Linked DNA regions of Mus musculus: region 2 is linked to region 1. The links are chromatin loops, found by intact Hi-C in ENCODE. Cell type or tissue: left cerebral cortex. All regions are shown on one strand.

The links. Hi-C counts contacts between places; a loop is a spot of excess contacts. Peaks named below come from ENCODE experiments on the same cell type or tissue, not always from the same donor. Only the 100,000 strongest peaks of a DNase experiment are listed, where the experiment ranks them.
Region 2: it touches region 1 in a loop (2.9-fold over the local background); 18 of 42 quality-filtered maps call a loop at or near these places.

Annotation. Positions count from the first base shown.
Region 1 is chr2:26,446,388-26,454,387 of GRCm38, reverse strand. All of the region lies in intron 1 of 0610009E02Rik (RIKEN cDNA 0610009E02 gene), which reads right to left. Among named protein-coding and RNA genes, the nearest start is that of 0610009E02Rik, 4.5 kb to the right of the region's middle. In left cerebral cortex, a CTCF peak has its summit at 4,764 (motif pointing left); a DNase peak (open chromatin) is centred at 4,760; H3K4me3 peaks cover 860 bases; H3K27ac peaks cover 464 bases.
Region 2 is chr2:26,905,827-26,913,826 of GRCm38, reverse strand. Med22 (mediator complex subunit 22) reads left to right here and starts at 3,185. Exons shown (of 4, transcript NM_001033908.1): 1 at 3,185-3,534; 2 at 4,754-4,834; 3 at 5,526-5,734; 4 at 7,834-8,000. The coding sequence starts at 3,412. It overlaps Rpl7a (ribosomal protein L7A), which reads right to left and starts at 3,020. Exons shown (of 8, transcript NM_013721.3): 1 at 2,997-3,020; 2 at 2,701-2,821; 3 at 2,256-2,405; 4 at 1,668-1,808; 5 at 1,382-1,461; 6 at 1,026-1,156; 7 at 770-839; 8 at 516-662. The coding sequence starts at 2,999. The coding sequence ends at 558. It overlaps Surf1 (surfeit gene 1), which reads left to right. Exons shown (of 9, transcript NM_013677.2): 8 at 169-250; 9 at 322-449. The coding sequence ends at 391. It overlaps Gm23969 (a small nucleolar RNA gene), which reads right to left and starts at 2,566; the gene lies at 2,493-2,566. It also overlaps LOC115489587, LOC115489586 and LOC115489588. In left cerebral cortex, CTCF peaks have their summits at 4,276 (motif pointing left) and 6,513 (motif pointing left); DNase peaks (open chromatin) are centred at 3,599, 4,043, 4,188, 6,540 and 2 more places; H3K4me3 peaks cover 2,764 bases; H3K27ac peaks cover 1,808 bases.

The DNA.
Region 1 (8,000 bases):
AAAACTAAAAACAAAAAGGCCGAGGACTGGGGAGATGGCTCAGATAGTAAAAATTCCTACTGCACTAGCACAAAGACCTGAGTTTGGAATCTCCAGCATCCACATGCTGTCCTGGAATGACCATACATCTGTAATCCTGTGCTGGGGTGGGGAGGGAGACAAGATCCTGGAGCACCACTTGCCTAGCCAATGATCAATCAAGCACTAGGTCCAGTGAGAGAGACCCTGCCCCAAAAACCAGGATGGAGTCAGGCATTGTGGCACATGTTTAACCCCAACATTCAGGAGACAGAGGCCCAGGGCTAAAATAGTCTCTGTCTCAAAAACAAACTAAAAAACCAAGCTGAGAATGAGAATGATACCTTCTGGCTTCCACATGCCATATATACATATACATGCTCACACGCACAGGCACACACATATGCACAGTGTAAGGACTAAATTGGGCACCCAGCAGCTAGACAGCCCAGAGAGAAAATAGAGTCTTGCAGCCTCAGCCTTCCTTTGTTTAGGGGGGATTACAGGACAGTGGGCCCTGCTGTCTCTCAACAGAAATACTCCAGGACCAAATCCCAAGCAGACAGAGGTATGGAGATGAGCTCTGTGTCATACACACACTGAAGATGGTCATATACAGACATGGGAGCAGAGGCAACTGAGTGGTCTTGGAGCAACTTGCCCTGTGGTACCCGGTCACAGACCTCCAGGACAAGGAAATTCCTGTGAAATCCAACTGGTGTGGGGCTGTTTACACAGCAACCTGGATAGATTGATCCAGTCTCGGGCTGAGGTGATGTCTTGGATGCCGAAATCTCTCAGGGACACAGGCCAGTTCAGTTCCCTAGGTACTGCCTTTCCCCCACAATGAAATGCCATCTGTGCTGGCTAGCTGTAACACATCAACTTGACACACAAACTACAGAGTTATCTGAGAGGAAGAAACCATAATTGAGAAAATGCCACTGTAAGATCTGGCTGTAAGACATTTTCTTAATTAGTGATTGATGGAGGAGGGCCAGCTTATGGTCCTGAGTTCTATAAGAAAGTAGGCTGAGCAAGCCATGGGAAACAAGCCAATAAGCAGCACCCCTCCATGACCTCTGTCTGTATCAGCTTCTGCCTCTAGGATCCTGCCCTGAGTTCCTGTCCTGACTTTCTTCAGTGATGAACAGTGCTGTCAAAGTGTAAGCCTAAGAACTCCTTTCCCCTCCAACTTGTTTTTTGGTCGTTGTTTCATCACAGCAATAAAAACCTTAACTAAGACACCACCACTCCCCAGGGATCTGCCATCTTGTAATGTTTTTGTTTGTTTTCAATTTAGAAGAATAGTTATTATGTATATACTACTAGAGGGCAGTGAGTTAGGCAGTAGTGAGTAAGCAGGGGCACACTACGTCCTCTGGCTGGCTGAACCTTGTGATCCTTCTGCCTCAGCCTCCTGAGTTCTAGGATTGCAGGTATGCCCCACCAGGCTTGACTTTAAGTCCTACTTTTCAACATTCAAGTATGTAAGTAGTTCCAGACAAGTATGGTAAATCCAACACTCTAGAGGCTGAGGCAGGAGGACTGCCATAAGTTCAAGGCCAGCCTGAGTTATATAGCTAACTTCTGTTTCAAAAATAACAAAAGCAGATATAAATAACCCGAGAACAGCCTGGTGGTGGTGTTGCACACCCTTAATCCCAGCACTCAGGAGGCAGGCGGAGGTAAATTTCTTGAGTTCCAGGCCAGCCTGGTCTACAGAGTGAGTTTCAGGACAGCCAGGGCTACAAGGAGAAACCCTGTCTCAAAAAACTGAAACCAAACCAAATAGCAACAAAAACAAACCCAAGAACTAGTTCTCTTCCTGTCCCAAGTGTCCTTCGCTCCACTGTCTGTGTATATCTTCAGTATGAGAGAGAAGGGCTTCCTTAGCCTCCTGGGGTCATTCAGAGAAGCCCATTCCAATAGAAATAAGACGGAAACCACATAGGTCATTCAAAGTACTTCATAACCCTTAAAAAGGTCAAAGGAGCAGGTGAATTTATTTCAATACTACATCTTGGTTCGTCCAATGAAACCACAGTTACCACTTAACTAGCAGTCAACACAAGCGAAGTATGAAAAGGACAGAGTTGACATTCTTTGTATTATTATTTGTATTTATTTGCTTATGTATATGTGTGCTAACACATGCCATACATGTAGAGGTCAGAGGACAAGTGATGAGAGCCAGTCTCTCCCTCTACCATGTGGGTCCTAGGGACTGAACCTGGGTTGTCCTCCTTGGCAGCAGGCACCCTTACCCACTGTGCCAGCTCACCTGCATTATCACCATCTGCACTGGCCATGCTGAAGGTGCTTAGAGGCCACACATGGTCAAAATGTCATCCCAGACAGGCTAATCTCCACCAGCACAGATAAACAACCCATGGAGCCAGATGTAGTACTGGGAGCACTGGGGGGCGAAGGGGAGGACGGTAAAGGCAGGAGGTTCAGGAGTTCTAAGCCAGATCCTGTCTATAAAGATGTAAGCAAAGGAATAAAGAAGGTGAGGGGAGAGACTGCTATGCTGGTGTTGTTTCTTGTCAAAGGAGGCACCAAATGTGGCTCTGCATTGCTTTGTCCAGCACAAAGAGGGACCCAAGGGTATTAGTGCCATAAACCCAGCCAAAGCAGCAGGGTTATGCCTACAATCAAAAGTGATGGAGTGCTGCTGTCCTTCTGAGACTCCGGGAACCAGCCAGCCATGAGTCTTGCAAAGTTTGCTATCAGGGACACTCTATGGGGAGATTTTTACTATGTGACTCCAGACCCCACCCTGTGGAGCTGTGGAGACCCAGGCCAATCCTCAGCTGCATACGAGTTAGGAAACAGGGCTCTTTTACTACAGTATCCTCAAGCCCGACTGAGCTATGTGTACTGTGGATTTCGAAAGGTTTGTGTGGAGCTTCTCCAGAGAATCCCTCCGTTTTGAAGATCAAGGACAGGGATGCTGCTCTCTCCACCTGCACTTTAAAGATGATGTGGTCCTGTCCTAATTCCTGACCACCCTCACGGGTGGTGTTCTCATGGACTACCTGGCAGCTGTGGGATAGAAGGTCCCTAGAGTGTCCTCCTGTGTGAGGGGTGACCTCCAAGGTCTATGTGTGGATGCTTTGGCCATCTGTGTAGAACTCACTTCTGGTAAGGACCCAGAAATAGCATGGCTATTGTTATCACAATGGATTTTAAGAACATTCCTTAGCAGCCAAGCCCAGCATACACAGTCACTGGTCACCACAAACTCATTGAGAGATGGTGTCTTAGTTAGGGTTTTACTACTGTGAACAGATATTATGAGCAAGGCAACTCTTTTTTTTTTAAAGATTTATTTATTATTATATGTAAATACACTGTAGCTGTCTTCAGACATTCCATAGTAGGGCATCAGATCTCATTGTGGATGGTTGTGAACTACCATGTGGTTGCTGGGATTTGAACTCAGTACCTTTGGAAGAGCAGTCAGTGCTCTTACCCGCTGAGCCATCTCACTAGCCCTGATCAAGGCAACTCTTATAAAAACAACATTTAATTGGGGCTGGCTTACAGGTTCTGAGGTTCAGTCCATTATCATCAAGGCAGGAACATGGCAGCATTCAGGCAGACATGGTACAGAAGGAGCTGAGAGTTCTACAACTTCATCTGAAGGCCACTAGGAGAAGGCCACTGACTTCCAGGCAGCTAGGACAAGGGTATTAAGGCCCACAACCACAGTGACACACCCACTCCAAAAAGGTCACACCTCCTAATAATGCCACTCCCTGGGCTGAGCATATATAAACCATCACAGATGGCCAAGAATGGTTGCTTCAATGCTTTTATGTGCACATACCACCTAGAGTGTTCCACAAAGTTCAGGGTTCAGAGCTTTCACACAACTTTGACCTCAAGGCTTATTTTTAGATTCTAGTGCTTGTGAGATCCATTCTCTACAACACCATGCTATTTCTATGACTATTTCAAATACAAGACTGTGTTATGCCGGGTGTGGTGGTACATGGCTTTAATCCCAGCACTCAGGAGGCAGAGTCAGCCGGATTTCTGAGTTCGAGGTCAGCCTGGTCTACAAAGTGAGTTCCAGGACTTCCAGGGCTACACAGAGAAACCCTGTCTCGAACCCCGAACCCCCCCTCCGCCCCCCAAAAAAGACGACTGTGTTCTGTTTCTCATGAGATTCTTCTGCATGGGGTGAGCATGCTTTCTACTGGAGCTGTGGACACTCTGGCACTCAGAAACAAGTCTGACCTAAGCTACTTATTTACTCCCCATCAATACAATCTTCTTAAGCTGGAAAAGGGAAGGGGAGAGAAAAGGTCTCTGACCTTAGCCTCAGCAGGCCAGGTGGAAGGGGTGACACAGAACAAGGCCCTTTCCTCTACCTTGAAAGCAATGCCACAGGCTCCCACAAGGTTGAGGATTCTGTCTCTGACCTCAGAGCTTGGAAATCCATTGTCTTCTCTGACTCCAATGTGCTCAACTCAGAGAGCATTTATGCAGCACCTGCTATCTTTAGTAAGCCCACCCCCTCCAGGGAGTCCAGAAGTAAAGACTTCCCTCTGCGAGGGCTGCTCTGTGTGTGTGTGTGTGTGTGTGTGTGTGTGTGTGTGTGGTTAGGGGGGTCTGCAGGGTATGCAACACCTGCACCTAACTCAAGTGAGATAGGATCTGGAAGGAGCCCTCAATGGATGGATAATTTGTAGGTAGATTTGTAGGTGGCTCTCTGCCTCCCTCTGCTGGCAGCGTTCCACTAGTGTGCCTCTGGCGAGCAAGAGATTCTCCAGATGGCATTTGTGTCCATCCCAAGATATTATTCATGATGCATACAAGGAAACTGAATGAAACAGTTCATTCAAGTTGGTTCACTAGATCCAGAGCCACATGACTCCCAGATCTACGAGAGAGGTCATCTTCCCCCAGAAAGAATGGAAGGGATCTCTCTAGCTATGCTGTCCACAAGCACTTCAAAATCAGAAATGGGTGCTCAGGGAGAAAGAGGGGTTTGGCAGGGCACTTTTCCAGGATCCCTGGACACAGCCAGTTTGGCACATGGCACCTTTTGCACACTGGGGTTCCTCCTGGATCTATCAAGGTCCTTGTTCTTTCCCTCCTGCCTGGACTCCTAGGGAGTCCACCCATACAATACGAATTACTACCCTTGTTTCAGATTCATGCCTTGCTGCTATGCTGGTGCTATCAGAAGCAGTTGCTGCCAGAAAACTCAATCTCTGCCCAAGGGCTTCATTAAGGTAGGCTCTACATTTGCTCCAGAAATACCACTTGCCTGGGATGCCCCAGGCTAACTCAAGCAGGCCAAACTGATCTGAAAAGCCCCTAGAACCTCCCTTACTTCCAAATATCTAGCAAATATCCCTTGGCAGACCTACAGACCCACAACCAAAGATCCCTTCCCTTTTGATACAGAGGCTCTACCCAGACTGTCCCAAAGAGCTCCTGCCCTGCTTTGACAAGTGCCTCTCAAGAGGCACATCTGGAGCTTCCTAGTGTTTGACACCTGCTCCAGGACAGAGGAGTAGCCTAATTCCCAATTGACCCTCTGTCCCAATTCCAGCCAGCAGTGCCTGGAGTACAGTTGTGCATCACCTTTGAATGTGCACTGGGAGACCTTCCTGCACTGTCTGTGCCCCTGGGTTAGTGTGATGTCAACATTCGCCTTGTGTTTTCTATTTCATCCCTACTCCCTGCTTATCACCTATAGGGTGGCTCTGTGATCTAAAAATGTCCTCTGAGACACAGAATAAGCCAAGCCTTATGCAGGACTCTGGAAACATGAAAGAGAAGCCATAGGCCAGGAAGCTGATAGTAGTGTAGTTAACAGGTATTGTACCTGGAAGGGAGGGGCCTACTGTGGATTCTGAGCCCCTGTTATCCATGACAATTCCAGAAGCCTTCAGGAAAGTCTTGGACAGGTTCTGATTACCATCTCTTTTCATGGGTGAAAAAATGCAGGTGTCTAACACCCTTGAATCTCTGGCTTCTAGAATCTTACAGTACAGTTGGACCACCCAACAAAATCCTCAAGCCATTTATCTGTTTTAGCAGCTGGGGGAGGGGTACCCAAAGGTGTGTCCGTTCCTGTGGGGAGGAAGGGCTGCAAGCCCCATTCTCAGCAGCCCAGGAGAGGGATAAAGTGCCAGGGCTTCTCTGGTTGGTACCTTCGGTCCACAGGTCAGCCCTCACTCATACCCACAGTGAGCACCCAGGGGCCTAAGATACATGGAAGGCAGGGCTGCCAAGGTGCATCTGCCTAGTATGGAGCTCCATCTGCAAACTAGCCTTGTACTATGGGCACATGAAAAAGTGAAACTGGCCTGAGGCTCCTTTCATGCTGCCTACCACTGCTCTCAGGGGTTTGGCCTGAAGCTTCAAGAAAGGATCTCCACTCACCTTGGCCACGTGGGAGCCAGCCTGGGTGGCACACTGGTATACACTATAGGGCCTGGAAACAAATGGCATACAACTCTCCTCAGCCCATCACCTCCTTATCCTTTAGGAAACCTCCCTCCCCCCATCAGTTCTTTCTACCCCTGTAGCCCTAACACACTTTTGTCTGGGACTACTCAGGGAGCCCTGTCTCCTGGGAGCTGACACTTTCTTCTCTTCAGGTTCTATGTCCATGCTGAGGGTTTGTCAGGGGCTGAGCATGGTGCCAAAAACAGAGCAGGCACAGACTATCAGGAACACTGAGGCTGGAACCACACCTGCTAGCAGGCATGAGGGACAGAGGCTCGAGGCCAAGAGACACCCTCTCTTTACCAAGACTACTACCTCTTCCTGTAGCAGTCTTCAGAGGCCTGCCCCTGGCTTCTCAGTGCCAGAAAGGAAACAGTACCTTGTGGCCTCCTGACTCAAGGAGGCCATAAGCCCTAGAGTAAGGGATGTCAAGTACACAGCATCTAGGCTAGGACTGTCCGGGGGGAATGCACTGACAGCTACATGTGGAGTTTTATACTTCCTAGTTACATTAAAGAAAAAATATATCACGTTTAATAAGAAGTTTTATTCAACCCAATGCTCTCAGAATACTCAACATTCAATAAACACTCACCAATGAATTCTTACCTATCTGGTATGCTTTATGTTCACAGTTCACAGCTCTATGTAACTGCCCAGGGGCCACCACACCAGACAGTGCAGCCTGGGAGAGGCTGACTGGGTAGCACTACAAAGAATACATGGTTACCAAGTGCTGGTCACAGTGTCAGAAGCCACAGGGAGTTCTGACACAGCCTTCATGCATGGGAGTCCTGTGTGCTCTGTAGTGCAGCCTAGGCTATAACAGCTTTGTACCAGATGCTGACTACATAGGACTCCAGGGAACTGGGGATGATGTGCCCAACTTCCAAATAAACGAAGAGTCCCCAGGCAAAGTGGAGGTACCCATGTAATGGTGGGGGCACCCATAAACTCAGGAGTCACCATTTGCCCTGCCTGCCTCAGGCAGTCCCAGTTTGTGCCCATTGCCTTTGCATATGCATTAAAGTACGCCATTCAAGTCCTCAAACTACCCAGTGGCTCTCCTGATGCCCAGAGAGGTTTCAGTCAACAGAGCAGGGCATATGGGCACAGACTGGGCCTAAAACCGGAGTCTGTCACTCAGAGGCCAGGTTAGCTTGGCTGCATGATGCCAGCCAGTCTATAGCAGGCATCGAGTCCTGTCCCTACCTTAGGATGGAGTCAGAGATGGGAGCCAGCACAGCTGTCCCTTTAACATCTCTACCCTTGGGGGCCTGAGAGTGGAGACCTTGCATTTTATTATTTATTTATTTGTTTGTTTATTTATTTAGACGAGGCCTTGCTATTATTTAGCTCTAGCCATCCTAGGGTTGGGGTTGCTGCTTCTTTTTAGGGACTTAAAGTTGAGTCTACCATGTGTTCAGAAAGAGTTTGGAAACCTGGCTCTCTAAAGATAAATGTTAGCTTTACAGAGTGACCCACAGTGCCACGTCAGAGGACATGAA
Region 2 (8,000 bases), 460 kb before region 1:
GTTTTTGTGGTATTTTGGCGAAGAATGTAGCTACCTTTTGCCTGAAGTCTTCCTGAGGCTAAGGCAAAGAAATTAATATTAATTGCATTAACAAAGTCTCAAAACAGCCCAGCAGACTTTCTCTGGTTGCACTTAGGGGTCTGACAGAGCTGACTCCTGTCTCCACAGACAGCACAGCCCCCGGCGGGCCCATCGGAGGACAGACGAGAGTGACTCTGCGCAATGAGCACATGCAGTACATCCTTACCTGGTTAGTCCTGCTGCCTGCTACCCCCTCCACCCACCCCACCCCGCACAGGCTATAATCTCTTTCAACCACAGGTACGGACTGTGTGCGGCCACATCATATTTGTGGTTCCAAAAATTTGTACGTCGGACACCCATCATGTGAAGTAAGGAGCCTGTTCCCAACAACCATAAAATAAAGATCTTGCTATGTAAAAACCATGGCTCAGTCTGAAACCGTTTTACAGGGCACACTCGCGCCAACCCAAATAACCAAAGGCAGTCAAGATAATTTTGTAATTATATTTAGGTACAGAAAATTTAGTGTACATTTAACCCAATTTAGTGGCGAGTTCTTTAGCCTTTGCTTTTTCCAGCTTGGCAATTCGAGCCACAGACTTAGGACCCAGGACGTTGCCTCCCCAGTGGCGACGGATCTGAAATGACAGAAGCAGTAGTCGTTAGCCTGTCCCCCTTACACTTTAAGGCATAGACCAATATTTTATGTATCAATCAAAATTAAGCCTGTGGCCTATATACTCACCTCGTCATATCTGTCATTATAATTGGTCCTAATAGCTTCCACCAGCTTAGCCAGAGCACCCTTGTCTTCCCTGGAAAGGCAATGAGGAAGGTCTCGTTACTGTTTAAGAAGCAGGAGTAATAAACCCTTCCCTCCCTGCCTTTTTGCCTCAGACAACAGTGTGACCACATAGTTGATTCAGGTGAAGAAATTCCTAAGCATCACTGGCAAATGGTCCAAAGCTGTGAGGGTAAGGTGTGGGCGCATAAATACTCACGAGTTAACCTGTGTGAAGGCAACGGTGGTGCATGTCTTCCTGTGGACCAGGTGCCCCAGCCTGGCCTTTCCCTTGATGATGCAGTAGGGCACCCCCATCTTTCGACACAGAGCAGGTAGGAAAACCACCAGCTAGAAGCAAACATGAGCTGTAGGTTGTTTTGGCAGAAGCAACAGCTAGCTGCACAGATACTTTGTGGCAATTGCTCAGGGTTAAAAAGCTCAGTAATTGCACTTCAAGGTCACTTCAGTCAAAGATTGACATCATTGCAAGAGCCACACCAATCTTTTCCCCAGCTCTTCAAACCCAGCAAGAGATCCCAACCTTCCAGAAGCCACACAGAACCTCACACCTACCTCAATGGGGTCTACGTCATGGGCAATCACCACCAGCTGAGCCTTCTTGTTCTCCACCAAGGTGGTGACTGTATTGACTCCTGGAACATACAACACAACCACTTTGCCTGTGTGCTCCGGCTGCTGCAGTCACAAAAATGCAGCTCCACTAAGCTGCGACTCAGGGTTAAAAAGCTCGATTTACTCTTCACAATATTTTCAGGTGAAGAAATTCACACATCACTGCACAGCCTGCCTTACCATCCTCCCTTTGGGGGGTGGGGGGGACGGGCAGGGAAGCACTGACCTGCTCGGAGGACAGGTGGTCTCTTAGTTGGGACGTCGCCTTTGCCAGCAGCTTTCTTCTCAGCACGGGCCAGTAGCCTTTGCTTCTTCTCTTGCTTTGTCTCTGGCCTGTACTTGTGGGCAAGCTTAAGCAGCTGAGTAGCTGGAAAACACATTCAATTGGACTCTAAGCCTGAATCCCTTTAAAGGCGCTGGGGCTATTACTTGGCCAGCAATCTCACGCCCAGGCCCAATTCTAACCTGTCACTTAACCTGGCATTGAAAAGTTGTGTCTGACCTCCTAGCCCTGAATGGCTGTGGCTCATGCCATTAATACCAGCACTCATGAAACAGGCAGCAATGCTGAGCTCCACAACTAGAGACCCTGATCCCCCAACAAAACCACCCTATTGTGGTACACTGATGAGACGGCAGGAGGTCAACACGGGGATCCTTCCTCAACTGCTTCCTCACCAAATCCCGCCCATTCCAGGTGGAGGGACTGGGGACCCCCTTCCACCTCTCTCTTCATAGCTGTATTAGTGTGGCCATGCACTGCAGTAAGGGCAAACTCGGGGCCAGTTTCTGGCTCTGGGGCCCGGAACCTCACCTGTCTGCCTGTCCAGGGCCTGGGTGAACTGGTTAATGGCAGGAGGGACTTTGAGCCGCTTGTAGAGGATAGCTCTTTGCCGCTGCAGTCTGATGTAGCGGGGCCATTTGACGAAGCGCGTTAAATCTCTTTTGGGCTGGATGTCCTGTCCTGGGAAGTTAAGAGGGACACTGTGACCGAGGCCTCTCCTCGGGCCGGCCTGCAGCCGAGGCAGTACCCAGGGCAGGAGGGCGTCGGTGCATCAGCGATCTTGGTGGTTCTAGTGTCATCACCACTCATCTGATAGCAAATATTCTGTCACATCATCTGCACACGACCACCATTCCCCTTCTCACACCAGCCGAGCATGCGCAGTGGCGGCTGCTCGGGACGGTGCCCGGCTCTCATTCAGTCCATTGCCCGTCAAGGCGCCTTGCCCTTGTGACACGCCGACGCCACTCCTTACCAATGCCGAAGTTCTTGGGCCTCTTCTCGAACAGAGGGTTGACCACCTTCTTGGCCTCCTGCTTCTTGACGACGGCGGGGGCCGGGGCCACCTTCTTCCCCTTGGCCTTCTTCCCTTTGGGCTGTACGGAAGAGAGAAACCCGTGCCATCGGGCAGCGGAGTCATTGCCTGTGAGTCGGTCGCTGTGGCTCCCTTTCCGCGAGGGACCCCGAGGAGACAGGGACGGCGGAGAACGCCGCTGACGGGCGACGGGCGGCGGATGGAGGCGGATAGCGCGGGGGCCCAGAGACACTCACCATCTTGCTCGGCTGCTGGAGAAAGAAAGAAGAGGGAATTGTGGGGGATAAGTAAGTGGCCGCAGATATCGCGAGAGCAGGCGCCCTCGCGGGATTTCGGATTTAAAGCGACAAGGACCCACTTCGGACTCTGACAGAGGGGCGGAGCCTGAGCGGGGGCGTGTCGGGCCGCGGCTGCGCGTTCGTCCAGGCGGGCGGGCCCTGGCACCGGACCGCAGGCTCCGAGAGGCGGCGGGAGGCGCCAGGAGTGAACGGAAGCCGCGGGAAGGAGCGTGCGGGTGCTTTGTTCCCTCGCCGTAAGGGCCTGCTGCCGGGCGTGTGTTCGTGGACGGAGCTGTTGTATCGGAAATCCCGGTCCCCAGCCCTCAGTACTCGGTTCGGGCCGGACCAGACTGGTTCTCGTCCAGGGCCCGCCATGGCCCAGCAGAGAGCCCTTCCCCAGAGCAAGGAGACGCTGCTGCAGTCATACAACAAGCGGCTCAAAGACGACATCAAGTCCATCATGGACAACTTCACCGAGATCATCAAGACCGCCAAGGTGTGTGGTAGCTGTTCCGAAGCCATTGGAGAAGGCTGGGACTGGTTTTCCCTGGGGCCTGGGTACAGGGGTGAGGAAAGCAGAGGGAATGTGACTCACCTGACCGGTGCGGGTAGGAGTGAAGAGGCGTTAAAAGTAATGGGACAGCAGATAAATAGAAGAGCCAAATAGTGACAAGCACAGAGCAGAGAGGAGAACTCTGGCCCGTTTGCCAGGGCTCTACGTTAGTTACTGAGCACTAGCCACCTGGGCTGAGGTTTACCCTTGCCATAGATTCTTGTGATGACTGGTGAGTTTAACCCTTAAACACCACAACCCTCATGTTGTGGTGACCTCCAGCCATAAAATTATTTTTGTTGCAACTACAGAACTGTTGTTACCCTTTGAGTCGTAAATGCCAGTGTTTTCCGATGGTCTTAGGCAGCCCCTGTGAAAGGCAATCCACAGGTTGAGAAATGCTGTTCTATTTAAATAATTTCTGAGAAGCCTCAAGCCCACTGAGGTCTGTGTTAGGCTCCAGCTGGTCCACCTGTAAGCTTAAACTCAGAGATCAGAAAGTTTGTCTTTTTAATCCTTTATTGAACATCTTTTCTTTCTTTTTAAGATTTATTTATTTAAGGACTGGAGAAATGGCTCAGTTAAGAGTACTGACTGCCCTTCTAGAGGTCCTGAGCTCAATTCCCAACAACCACATGGTGGCTCACAACCATCTGTAATGAGATCTGATGCCCTCTTCTGGTGTGTCTGAAGACAGCAACAGTGAACTCATATACATTAAATAAGTCAATGTCTTTTTAAAAGATTGATTTATTTAATGTATATGAGGACTCTATTTGCATCTATACCTGCAAGACAGAAGAGAACATCAGACAGAAGAGGGAGGGCATCAGATCCTATGGCAGCTGGTTGTGACCCACCTTGTGGTTGCTGGGAATCGAACTGAATGTACCATCTCTCTAGCCCTTTATTTCTTATAAACTGTCACAAAGACTGGGCAGTGTCCTTTTGACATGAAGTAACCTATCGTCACCCAGAGAACAAGAAGGGGTTGGAGACATTGCCAGTTGTCTAGACAGGAAGTAGGCTCTGGATCTGCGGGAAGGCCTGACAGGCTATGGTAAAGACATGAAGGCGGGTGGCGGCGGCGGCGGCGGCGGTGGCAGCTAAGCCAGGTGGCTGCTCCCTGTGTTGATTCTAGGCTTTTCTTATTTGCCCTCAGATTGAGGATGAGACGCAGGTGTCTCGGGCTACTCAGGGCGAACAGGACAATTATGAGATGCACGTTCGAGCAGCCAACATCGTGAGTGTGGGATGGAAGACACCATGGAGGGGTTGTAGGTAGAGTCCAGAGTAGCAGAGGAAAACAAGGGAGCAATGGGGTGGGCAGAGCCTGTCTTGGGGATTGCCCTCATAGGCACTGGGAGGAGGGCCTTGTCCGTTCTGTGGTGGTGATGAGAGGGAGGGCAGCTGTTCCTGTTGACATGAAGGTTTCCCAAGGCTGCTTGCGAATGGAAAAGGAAATGGTGGAATGAGTCCTGTGTGAAATGTGAGCCTCTTGATCTTGCAGAGAAAGCCCAGTAGGCAGTGTCTGTGCAGTGGGTATCGGCAGCGGTGTGGGGCACAGATGCCTGCGACTGCCCAACCTGCAGTTGTGCCGTATCTGGGAAAGGAGGAGTCAGGAGGAAAGTCGGCATGGTTTTCTGTTGGCTCTGAGTGGAATACGCAGGATGTGTACATGGTGTGAGTGGTGTGGTTGGGAAAGGAAAACTCCTTTAAGTGAGCAAACTTAGCCCACTTGGTCACGGAGGGTACTGATTTTGCCTCCCTGGCTGTGCCTCTGTCCTCACAGATACCTCTGTACAGGGCAGTGTTTTTCTTTGCAGAACGTAAACCAGACTTCCAGGATGCACTGCTGGCTCAGCAGCACGTACACAGAGCAGGGCCACTGTGTCTGCCTCCTTTTATATTTTACCCTGATTACGATGGTGCAGGTTCGAGCTGGTGAGTCACTGATGAAGCTGGTATCCGATCTCAAGCAGTTTCTGATCCTCAACGACTTCCCGTCTGTGAATGAAGCCATCGACCAGCGTAACCAGCAGCTTCGAGCCCTGCAGGAGGAGTGTGACCGCAAGCTCATCACCCTGCGGGACGAGGTCTCCATTGACCTATATGAGCTGGAGGAGGAGTACTACTCGTCCAGGTACAAATAGGGCTGGACTGCCATGCAGGTGCTGCCTGCTGCCTGCCCAGACCAGCTAGGGCCTGCAATGGCCTTGTGTTTTTCCAAGTTCTCCTTGGCAGCAGAGCCCCTGACTAGCTCGTTTGACGGACAGACAGTCATAGCCAGCCACCAGCAGGGGCCCAGGCCTTCCCTTCAATGAAGAGGGATGAAAACACAGGACTTGGTTGTGTGTCAACGGCTGTGGCCAGAAAAGGGTATCCCCCAGGGGGCGAGGAAGCCCTCCAGGGCAACACAGTCTCTGTCTTACTGCTTTAAATCTCTTGTCTGTCTAGACAGTTTAGTCAAGGCTGGATTGGCCCCTTGTGGCCTTCCAGGTCTCTAACGACGTTCACTTTCTGGGACAGCCCTGCCTACTGCTTGCTCAGAGATTCAGTTCCATGTGAATGTCATCAGACTCACAGTGGAGAGGTGGGATGGGGGAGGGGTAAGGAACTCAAGCAGGGTGGCTTTGACTCCTGGGCCCAAGATACCTGGATGTCAGCTCGGCCTTATTCATGGAGCTGGAGTCTCCTGGTGTCAGACCTATGTTAGTCTCAGAGGATAGCAGCAGGCAGGATCTGTCACATAGCTCTCTACAGGGCCACTTAGAATGTTGATACCTGAAACTTTCTGATCCAGAGAGGCCTTGAGAAATCAAGAGTCCAGTGTAAAATATGTCGTCGGAACCGGGCTGGAGAATGGAGGCCTTGCCCCACCCCATTAGCTTGAAGTTAAGGTTCCGGTCAGCAGCACCCTGCCTGACTCCCCCTGGTGGTAGGTTTGCTCCTGCTGCTGCTGCACAGAAGCTGCAGTCAACTACAGATGTCCAGTGCTGCAGTGGACATCTTGTTCCCATCTTAGACTCAGTGTCACTGCCAAGCTTCAGTAGTTCTAAAGTTCTCCAGAGAGTTCTGGGGTTATCTTTGGTCTCAGTGTTCATCAGCTTAGCAGAAAAGTGGGAGTATCTACTGTACCCCAAAGTGGCAGAGACTTAGACCAACCCAGGGTGAGTTCCTCACATCTTCCTGTCACTACCTTGTAGTACTTCAAGGACACTTGAGCGGATGAGTACTGGGACAGTGACTCAGTCCTGTACAAGGGTTGAGGGGATAAATTGCTCAGATAGGAACCCAGAGTGCTGGGTTTCCAAAGCCTCGGCCCCTCTGCATCACGTGCATACGTTTCTGGGATGATCTGTGTCCTCTTTGGGCAATCACCTCTCTCATATTCCTCATGGTAAAGCAGCTGCCCCATGCCTAGGAATTTCCTTAAATGGCAGAGTTCTTCGGTAGGTGAGGCAGTAGGTTTTGTCTGCCCCTATCAGCCTCCTGCCCACACCACCACCAGTTGCCCAGCTTCCCCTCTGCATGGCTACTCTTGCCTGTATACGAACTGCTTGCTCTTTCTGGCTTTGCCTTCCCTCCATTCTCCTGGGGATGCTACTCCCTTTGTCTTGGGTAGTTCTGCGAGAGACTGCTGGGGACAGGCATGGGAGAAAGCTAGGGCCTTGTGCATATTAGACAGCTGTAGAAACAGATGTGGTCCAAGTAGCCACTGCTATGACCACTGAGGCATTGTGCTTGCCTCCTCCTGTCTCTGGCTTTCCCTGTGTAATGTAAGGAAATGGAATGTGTAAAGCCTGGGGCTTAGAGCTGTAGAGCTAGAGTAGTGGTATATAGAGAAATGCTCAGACCTGTATTGCTGACTGTTACCCAGTTAGGCCAGGACCCTGTAGGGATGGAAACAGGTCTGCCACCAGGAGCTCTTTGTAAAGTCTCATCACTACCCTACTGGTAAGGGATGGGTAACAGGTAGAGGCTGATAGGAACAAGGAGAGTCCTATGTGTCAAGAAGGACCCATGGGGACAGTTTGCCTAAGTCACATGGCCTGTTGACACCACCTTTCTTTGGATGCAAGAGTGGCCAGAACCGCTTAGCAGAGGGGCCAGCACAGAGGAGAAGAAGGGGAGGCAGTCAGGTGATGTTCATTTCTTAACTCTGCATCTGTCTTGCTTTCCCCTCCCTGGCTTTCCTCTGCCTGCTCCTGTCACTCCTGGGGGTTTCTTGTGGTGGCAAAGCTCAAGTCTCTGCGAAGCTAATGACCTGCCTCTGTGTGAAGCTTACTGGAGGCTGGACCTCGACGCAGATTCTGCTGATGGCCTCTCAGCCCCTCTTCTGGCGTCCCCGGAGACTGGTGCTGGTCCCTTACAGTCTGCAGCCCCTGTCCACTCCCATGGTGGTGGCC